Linked DNA regions of Homo sapiens: region 1 is linked to region 2. A link is a loop called in an ENCODE intact Hi-C map of the cell type or tissue named here. Cell type or tissue: endothelial cell of umbilical vein. All regions are shown on one strand.

Region 1 (4,000 bases), 640 kb before region 2:
TAGGGACTTGGTGACCCACATCCCAGCTGTTCCAGCCATGGCTGAGAGGGGCCAACATAGAGCTCAAGGTGTGGCTTCAGAGGGTGCAAGCCCCAAGCCTTCACAGCTTCCACATGGTGTTAAGGCTTCAAGTGCACAGAAGTCAAGGTTTGGGAACCTCCACCTAGATTTCAGAAGATGTATGGAAACGCCTGGATGCCCAGGCAGAAGTTTGCTGCCGGGGTGGGGACCTCATGGGGAACCTCTGCTAGGGCAGTGCAGAAGGGAAATGTGGGGTGGGAGCCCACACACAAAGTCCCTACTGGGGCACCACCTAGTGGAGCTGTGAGATTAGGGACACTGTCCTCCAGACCCCAGAATGGTGGATCCACTGACAGCTTGCACTGTGCACCTGGAAAAGCTGTAGACACTCAACATCAGCCCATGAAAGTAGCCATGAGAGAAGCTGTACCCTGCAAAGCCACAGGGGCAGAGCTGCCCAAGACCATGGGAATCCCCCTTTTGTATCAGCATCAAAAGAGTCAAAGGAGATCATTTTGGAGCTTTAAAATTTGACTGCCCTGCTGGATTTTGGACTTGCATGGGGCCTGTAGCCCCTTTCTTTTGGCCAATTTCTCCTATTTGGAATGGCTGTATTTATGCAATGCCTGTACCCTCATTGTATCTAGAAAGTTACTAACTTGCTTTTGATTTTGCAGGCTCATAGGTAAAATACTTTGTACTGTGGACTTTTGAGTTAATGCTGAAATGGGTTAAGACTTTAGGGGACTTGTTGGGAAGGCATGATTGGTTTTGAAATGTGAGGACATGAGATTTGGGAGGGGCCAAGGGCAGAATAATATGGTTTGACTGTGTCCCCACCCAAATCTTATTTTGAATTCCCACATGTTGTGGGAGGGACCTGCTGAGAAGTAACTGAAGCATGGGGGCAAGTCTTTCCTGTGCTTTTCTTGTGATAGTGAATAAGTCTCACAAAATCTGATGGTTTTAAAAAGAGGTGTTATTCCCTTACACGAGCTCTTTCATTTTTTTGCCTGCCACCATCCACGTCAGATGTGACTTGCTCCTCCTTGCCTTCTGCCATGATTGTGAGGCTTCCCTAGCCATATGGAACTGCAAGTCATGTCAAGCCTCTTTCTTTTTTAAGTTGCTCAGTCTTGGGTATATCTTTATCAGCAGTATGAAAACCAACTGATACAAAGAGTATTCCTCTTTTCATTATTCCACCACTCAACATGTTGTTTAAGTAATGGCTTCTATTTATTATTATTGATAACAAAAATGAAAGCAAAGGATATAGCTTCATTTCTAGATCGTGGACAGAGTTGCTTGTAAAAGTAATTTATTTTTTGACCCTCATACTAATTAATTGATATGACAGTTATTTTACAAAGATGCTTTATTTCATCCCTTCGAGTATACTAGCAAAACACATTATCAGCCTGTTTTCTAAACTTCCACATGTTCTTTTCATACTTACAAATGTTTCCTCATTTTGTCCCCTTGTAACTATGTCTATTGTTAATCATTGCTTCTGTTTGTGAATAAGTGACTTGAGAAGCAGAGGATTTGGATTTCTAGCTCAGGCAAACATTTAAATGTAGTCTAGACAATGCAATCCAAGAAAAGTAAAAGAGCACTATGTATACTTCATTTACACCCCACCATCACTTCTACACACTAATTATATTATAAACCTGAGCATGCTGATATCCCTAATTTCTATATTTCTAAGGCTATTGTTTTTAAAACAAAAATTCTACTTTTAATATTTTTGCACAGAAGGATGTTTATTATTTAAATAAAGATACATGTTCATGATAAAATCATAAATATTATCCAGATTCTATGTAAGCAAACATTAGGAGTGTGTCATAATGGTGATGGTGGGCTACACATTATCAATTAGAGGAGGAGACATTGTTGCCATAAAGTCCTTCCACCTTTCCCCCCGAAAAGGATTGACAAGTAAATGTCCAAAAAATGTTCCAGTATTCTATGCTAGTATAGTCTGTAAAGAAAAAAATATTTATTTTACTTTTTTAAATTATAATTACCTCAACACAGTGTCACTTATACTTTTGTGAAAGCTCACAATTTGTGATACTGACACTCTCATGTGCACTGTCTCTGCAAAGAGGTATTTTAGATATCTTGTCCCCAAGGAAGACAATGGGACACTGCAGCTTAATTGCCTATGAAGCCCTTGCTCCCCACCTCTAGTTTTTCGATTATTTTACTTTATCTAATGTTTTCACATTTCCTCTGCAATCTGTCATGGAGATGTCTTTGGTATGTGTTCTCCACTCTCTAGGATGTGACTCATCCTGGCCAGGAAACTTGGAACACATTTAGAACTGCCAGCTGTTTTCTTAGGTTGTTCTACCCAATCTTGGAGTTCCTTTTCTTCTTAACAATATTTTTTTGCTTTTTAGTGCCAGTATTATTCATGATAGAGAATAAAAAATCAGGGTGCTAATCAGAAAGATATTGCAGAAGTAAAAAGCAGCATATTATAGAGGCAAATTACATGCAAAAGTTCAGGAAATCATGGAGCTGGAGACAATTTCCAGGAATTTGGTTTATGTGGTATATCAGAGTTCTCGAGAGAAACAGAATCAATAGGATGCATGAATAGGTAAGTAGCTAGGTAGATGGATAGATGATAGAGAAAGAGATTTATTTTAAAGAACTGGTTCACATGATTATGTAGGCAGAGATGTTTCAAGATCTATACTCAGCAAGCTAGAGACCCAGGAGATTACATGGTGTAGTTTCAGTACAAGTCTGAAGCTTGAGAATCAGCGGGGAGCAGATGGTATAGATTCCAGTCCAAGTAAAAGTTCAAAGGGAGGAGAAGACTGATGTTCTAGCTCAAAGACAATCATGTGGAGAGAGTGAATTCTCCCTTGCTCAAACTTCTCGTTCTAAACAGGCCTTCGACAGATTGGATAGGCCCACCTACATTGGGAGGACAATCTGCTTTAGTCAGTCTACTGATTGAAATGTCAGTCTCATCCAGAAACACCCTCACAGTCATACTCAGAATAATGTTTAGCCAAACATGGGGGCACCCTGTGGCCCAGTCAAGGTGACATAAAATTAACCATCACAGGTGGTCCAGTGAATTGTGATGTTTTCACAAGCAGGAAGAGAAGAAATATTGGACTTATAGACATGCACAGTGTGAGGTGGTCATGGAATATCCAGTTGGAAACATAGATTTGAGCCCAGAAAAGATTTTACATTCTAGCCTTAAATTTGGTGAGAGCTGAAGACATAGACATGGATGAAATTGCTTAGGAAGAACACATAGATCCATCGACTCCATTATGTATTGAACATCTATTATATTAAGAGTAAATAGGCACTAGAAATATAATTAACAAAATAAAGACAATTCTTACCATAAAGAAACTTAACTTCTAGGGAGGGAGAAAAAAAATCAAACAACTGAGTAAAGAAACAAAGAGATTATACCATCAAAAGTATGGTAAGTACAGAATAGAAAAAATGTCCTATCCATAAGAAGATATAACAAGAGAATCTGACTTAATCTGGAGTAATTTGGAAGACTTCCTTGGGTGAGTGACATTTACACAAAGACCTGAAGTTTGCATAGACTAAGCAAAAAAAGGATGGCATTAGAGAGACTAAAATACAGATTTATGTCTGCAACATTGCAATGAAGAGAAGAAATGTCAAGACCCAAGATTATAGAGGTAGTTACGGTCAGCTCATTCAGGGTCTTCTAGGTAATTCGAAGGTTTAGCAGAATGAATTACTGGTCACAATTCCTCACCCCCCGGTAGTAGTATTATGCATCCATCCCTTGTCATGTCTTCACGATAAGCACAGAATACTATTTCATCGCTTGATTTTGGATTTGACCACGTGACTTTCTTTGGGAGGTAAGATGTTAGTAGATATAATATAAGCAAAAATTTGAAGTGGGCATTTGTGTAGATTAAAACAATTTTTCCTCTTTCCACCGAGAATA
Region 2 (4,000 bases):
AAAGTTTTTTGGTAACAGGAAGCATAAAGCTCCCTCCCCAAGTCACCCCTTGGCTCTAACAATGGTGCTAAACAAAGGAAGCCCTCTGCCCTCATGGAGCTAACAGACTAGTCTAGGAAAGAAATCATTTTGCAAGAGAAGGTAAAAGGTAAGGCAAAGAAGGAAAATAAATTATGTAAGAGAATACTTCAGATGGGATGGGGGACATAATTCAGATTATAAAAATCAAGAAAGGCCATCTAAGTGATGGTGGAGCTAAAGCCTGAAGAATGAGTTGGAGGAAGCCAGAGGAGAGAGATGTGCCGACAGAATAGCATGTGCAAAGGCCCTGGGGAAGAAAAGGTCTTGCTATTCTTGAGGAGCAGGGATAAAAGGGCAGGTGGCCGGTTCAGAAAGCAAAGAGGACAGTGCACAATACTAGGTTAAATAGGTAGTAGACATTTTACAGATGAGTCCTTTCTGAGGACTCTTAACCTCAAGAAAGTTAAGTAACACACCCAAGCTTACCCAGCTGGAAACTGAAAGCCAGTCCCAGAATCTAGGTCCGTTTGACTCAAAGTCTATACTCCTATCCCCTCCAGCAGACTTCCCAAATCTTCCAGATTTTAAGACTTACTTGAGCTGCTTGTTAATATACAGTTTCCAGGCCTATCCTAAAACTCCAGAACCAAAATTCCATAAAGAGCAGCATCAGGTAGAGTCCCTCAGGAAAGAGACAGTACGTTCAAAGTGGATAATTTGAGAGGAGCTTAATAAAGGTCCTAGATTAGTCCCTAATACAGGAGGGAAGCCCAATCTCCAAAATCTTCTGTTTCTCCCACTTAAAAATGTAGAAAACATGCACTCACTGAACCAAAGATGATGCCTGTGAGTTCAGTGCCATCATTCTGTCAATTAATTTGGCTTTCACATAAGGGGCTGTTTTGCTAGAATACAGAATTACTACATTATGAAATGCTAATTGTTTTTGCTATCCTGCAAGACTTGCCTGGAATATGAGATGCGCATTAAGATATAATATAATTGTGGCTGCTCTTACCCTATTCAAATGTATTTTTCATCTCCAACAGGCTCAGGTAAGTGGCCCTTATTTTTTTAATTTCCAGCATCCTACTCTATCTCCCACCTCTTGCAGCCTAGGGACTCTTCCCTAATATTAAAACAATAGTGAGACTTCTTGTTTTAAACAAACGTATTAGAACTTCTGCATGCAAATAAGTCTTATCTTTCTAAATAATCACCTTGGAAGGCTCAATATTTAGTCCACATGGCTGCATTTTTATACCAGTGAACTCTTATTAAAATACTATATTAAGATAAACTCTGAAAGAGAAAAGAAGACTCATCAGAGAAGGATGACATATATCAGCTTGCGAGCTACGTGTAAAGGCAGGGCTACATTCTGCATTAACGGCCATGGAGAGTTTACTGGTAAGCAGAAACCTTGGTTCTTCTTTACCACCAGCTGGTAAACCCTCCTCTTAGCCTCCTTGCCAGCTGCCCCCTCTGATTCAGTCCCATTACCTGATCAGGACAGAATGAAATACATAACTGATGGAAGTGTTGCTAAAAAAAATGAGGTGGAGAGGAAGAAGGGAGGGAGGGAGGGAAGGAAGGAAGGAAAGAAGGGAGGGAGGGAGGGAGGGAGGGAATCAAGGGGAAATAAATGCCTTTTGGAGAAGTACCTGAAATTCTGGTGTCAATAAGACATTATTAAGCACTCATGTTGCAGAGTGTGAGCTGTTTATACTTGTAAATACTTGAAGCTGCTGAAGTGTTCAACCACAGTGGGTTGGTTAAATAAATAGATTACGGACTGTCCATATGAGATGCAGCAGGGGCCCCTCTTAGGGGCCTGAAGGCCCCCCAAGCATAGAAATAAAGGAAAGTCTTGAGTTCCTTCAAAGGAAATTCCAAGCGCCAAGGAAGTCCTAAAAAGTAAATAAGTAACTTGATCAGGAAGAAGATAATAGTAGCTTAAAACAATATGCAAGGAAGTTTGAATCATAGGTTGTTTGGTCCTCTAAAGGAACTGAAGATAACATCTAACATATGTCCCTGAGTTGTTTTTCAGAAACCTGGACCACCACCAAACAGATGCACTGGCACACAGACCTCAGATAAGGTGGAACAGAGGACTGAAGTCTGACCGTCGTTCTTTGTTCTAAATTTCTTTGTAAGTGGCCTGGAGGAAGTCACACCCACAAGCCAGAGCTAATACTCTTTTCTGCTGACCCCAAATTTTTAAACAAAGCTTCTCTTCCTTAGCCAATTGCAAATCAGAAAACCTCTGAATCTACCTATGGCCTGTAAGCCCCCACGTCAAGATATCCTGCCCTTTTAGGCCAAAACCAATGTGTAATCACCATGTATTGATTTATGATTTTGCCTGTAATTTCTGCTTTCCTGAAATTTATCCTTGCCTTTAAAAACCCTCCTTGCAAGCCATCAGGGAAGTTGGGACTTAAATGTGAGCTGCTGGATTCCCTTTCCTTGGTGTCCTGCAAATAAATGCCCTCCTTTCTCAAAGAACTAAAAACAGAACTACCATTTGACCCAGCAATCCCATTACTGGATATATATACTGAAAGGAAAATAAGTTGTTCTACCAAAAAAACACATGCACTTGTATGTTCATCACAGCATTATTCACAACAGTAAAAATATGGAATCAGCCTAGATGCCCATCAAGAGTGGACTGGATAAAGAAAATGTCACATATATACACCATGGAATACTACACAGCCATAAAAAGGCACAAAATCATGTCCTTTGCAGCAACATGGATGCAGCTAGAGATCATTATCCTAAGTGAACTAACACAGGAACTGAAAATCAAATACCACATGTTCTCACTTATAAGTGGGTAGACACTGAGTACACATGGACATAAAGATGGCAACAATAGACACGGGAGACTACTAGAGAGAGGAGGCAGGGAGGGGGTAAGACTTGAAAGACTACCTTTTGGATACTATGCTCACTACCTGGGTGATGGGATCATTCATATACCAAACCTCAGCGACACACAATTTACCCATGTAACAAACTTGCACATATACTCCTCCTTGAATCTAAAATAAAAGCTGAAAAATAAAAATAATCACCCTCCCTTCTCCCACTGCAAAACTCAATGTGGATGTTTGGCCTCACTGTGCTGGGTGAGCGGACCCCAGTTTGGTTTGATAACACACACATAACAATGGAACAGTTTGCCATGATTTAAAGTTATAATATAGACCTATCTTCATTGGCGTAAAAACTTAAGTGATAAAAGCAAGTTACAGAACTATATATAATGTGATCTTATTTTTAAAAGATGTATGTATATATGTGTGTGTGTGTGTGTGTGTGTGTCACTGTGTGTGTGTACACAGAGAAAGGAGAGAGAGGAAAGGGAAGATTCTCATTAAACATCAAGATGTAAATGTATATTTTTGAGAGTGAAAAAATATGGATGATTTCTTTCCTTTTGCTTATTTCTATTTTCTAATTGTTTAACAAGGAATATGACTTACTTGTATAAAAAGTGAAAAAAGGCTGCCAAAAAGAAGACCGAGCAGCTGTGTCTGAAGACTATCATCCAAGTTTACTGTTCTATGTCATATTTAAAAGCAGGCAATATTATGCCATAGATACAGTGATAAGATTCATACACAAATCTCTGAAGTCCACATCTAACACTCTTAAAATCCTCTGACTTTGCATCTCCAAAATGTATTATTAACTGAAAAAACAAAATAAAAATGCAGGAAATGTACGAAGTATGAAATCTGTTTTTTGCAATAAATGTTGACTTTTTAATGCAGCATAATTTTTAATTCATCTTTTGTACTTCTCACTAACTTATGTATTCTATCATGTTTCCCCAGGATTGCACCTCTGTAACTGGCTTAGTGGTTTAGTCTTGATTTAACATTAATTATATTCAAATATCCATAAGCATTTTTTTTTACATTTCTACTGGCCTCTTTTCAAATAGTAAAGAAAGATGACCAGG

The links. Hi-C counts contacts between places; a loop is a spot of excess contacts. Peaks named below come from ENCODE experiments on the same cell type or tissue, not always from the same donor. Only the 100,000 strongest peaks of a DNase experiment are listed, where the experiment ranks them.
Region 1: a loop joins it to region 2, with 16 times the contacts of the local background. A loop is called at or near these places in 3 of 110 quality-filtered maps.

Annotation. Positions count from the first base shown.
Region 1 is chr14:38,355,415-38,359,414 of GRCh38, forward strand. No RefSeq gene overlaps it. Among named protein-coding and RNA genes, the nearest start is that of CLEC14A, 100 kb to the left of the region's middle. RefSeq lists a silencer at 91-331. In endothelial cell of umbilical vein, no CTCF peak of the experiment used is centred here; a DNase peak (open chromatin) is centred at 2,327; H3K27ac peaks cover 2,727 bases.
Region 2 is chr14:38,990,570-38,994,569 of GRCh38, forward strand. No RefSeq gene overlaps it. Among named protein-coding and RNA genes, the nearest start is that of LINC00639, 76 kb to the left of the region's middle. In endothelial cell of umbilical vein, no CTCF peak of the experiment used is centred here; a DNase peak (open chromatin) is centred at 2,032; H3K27ac peaks cover 1,884 bases.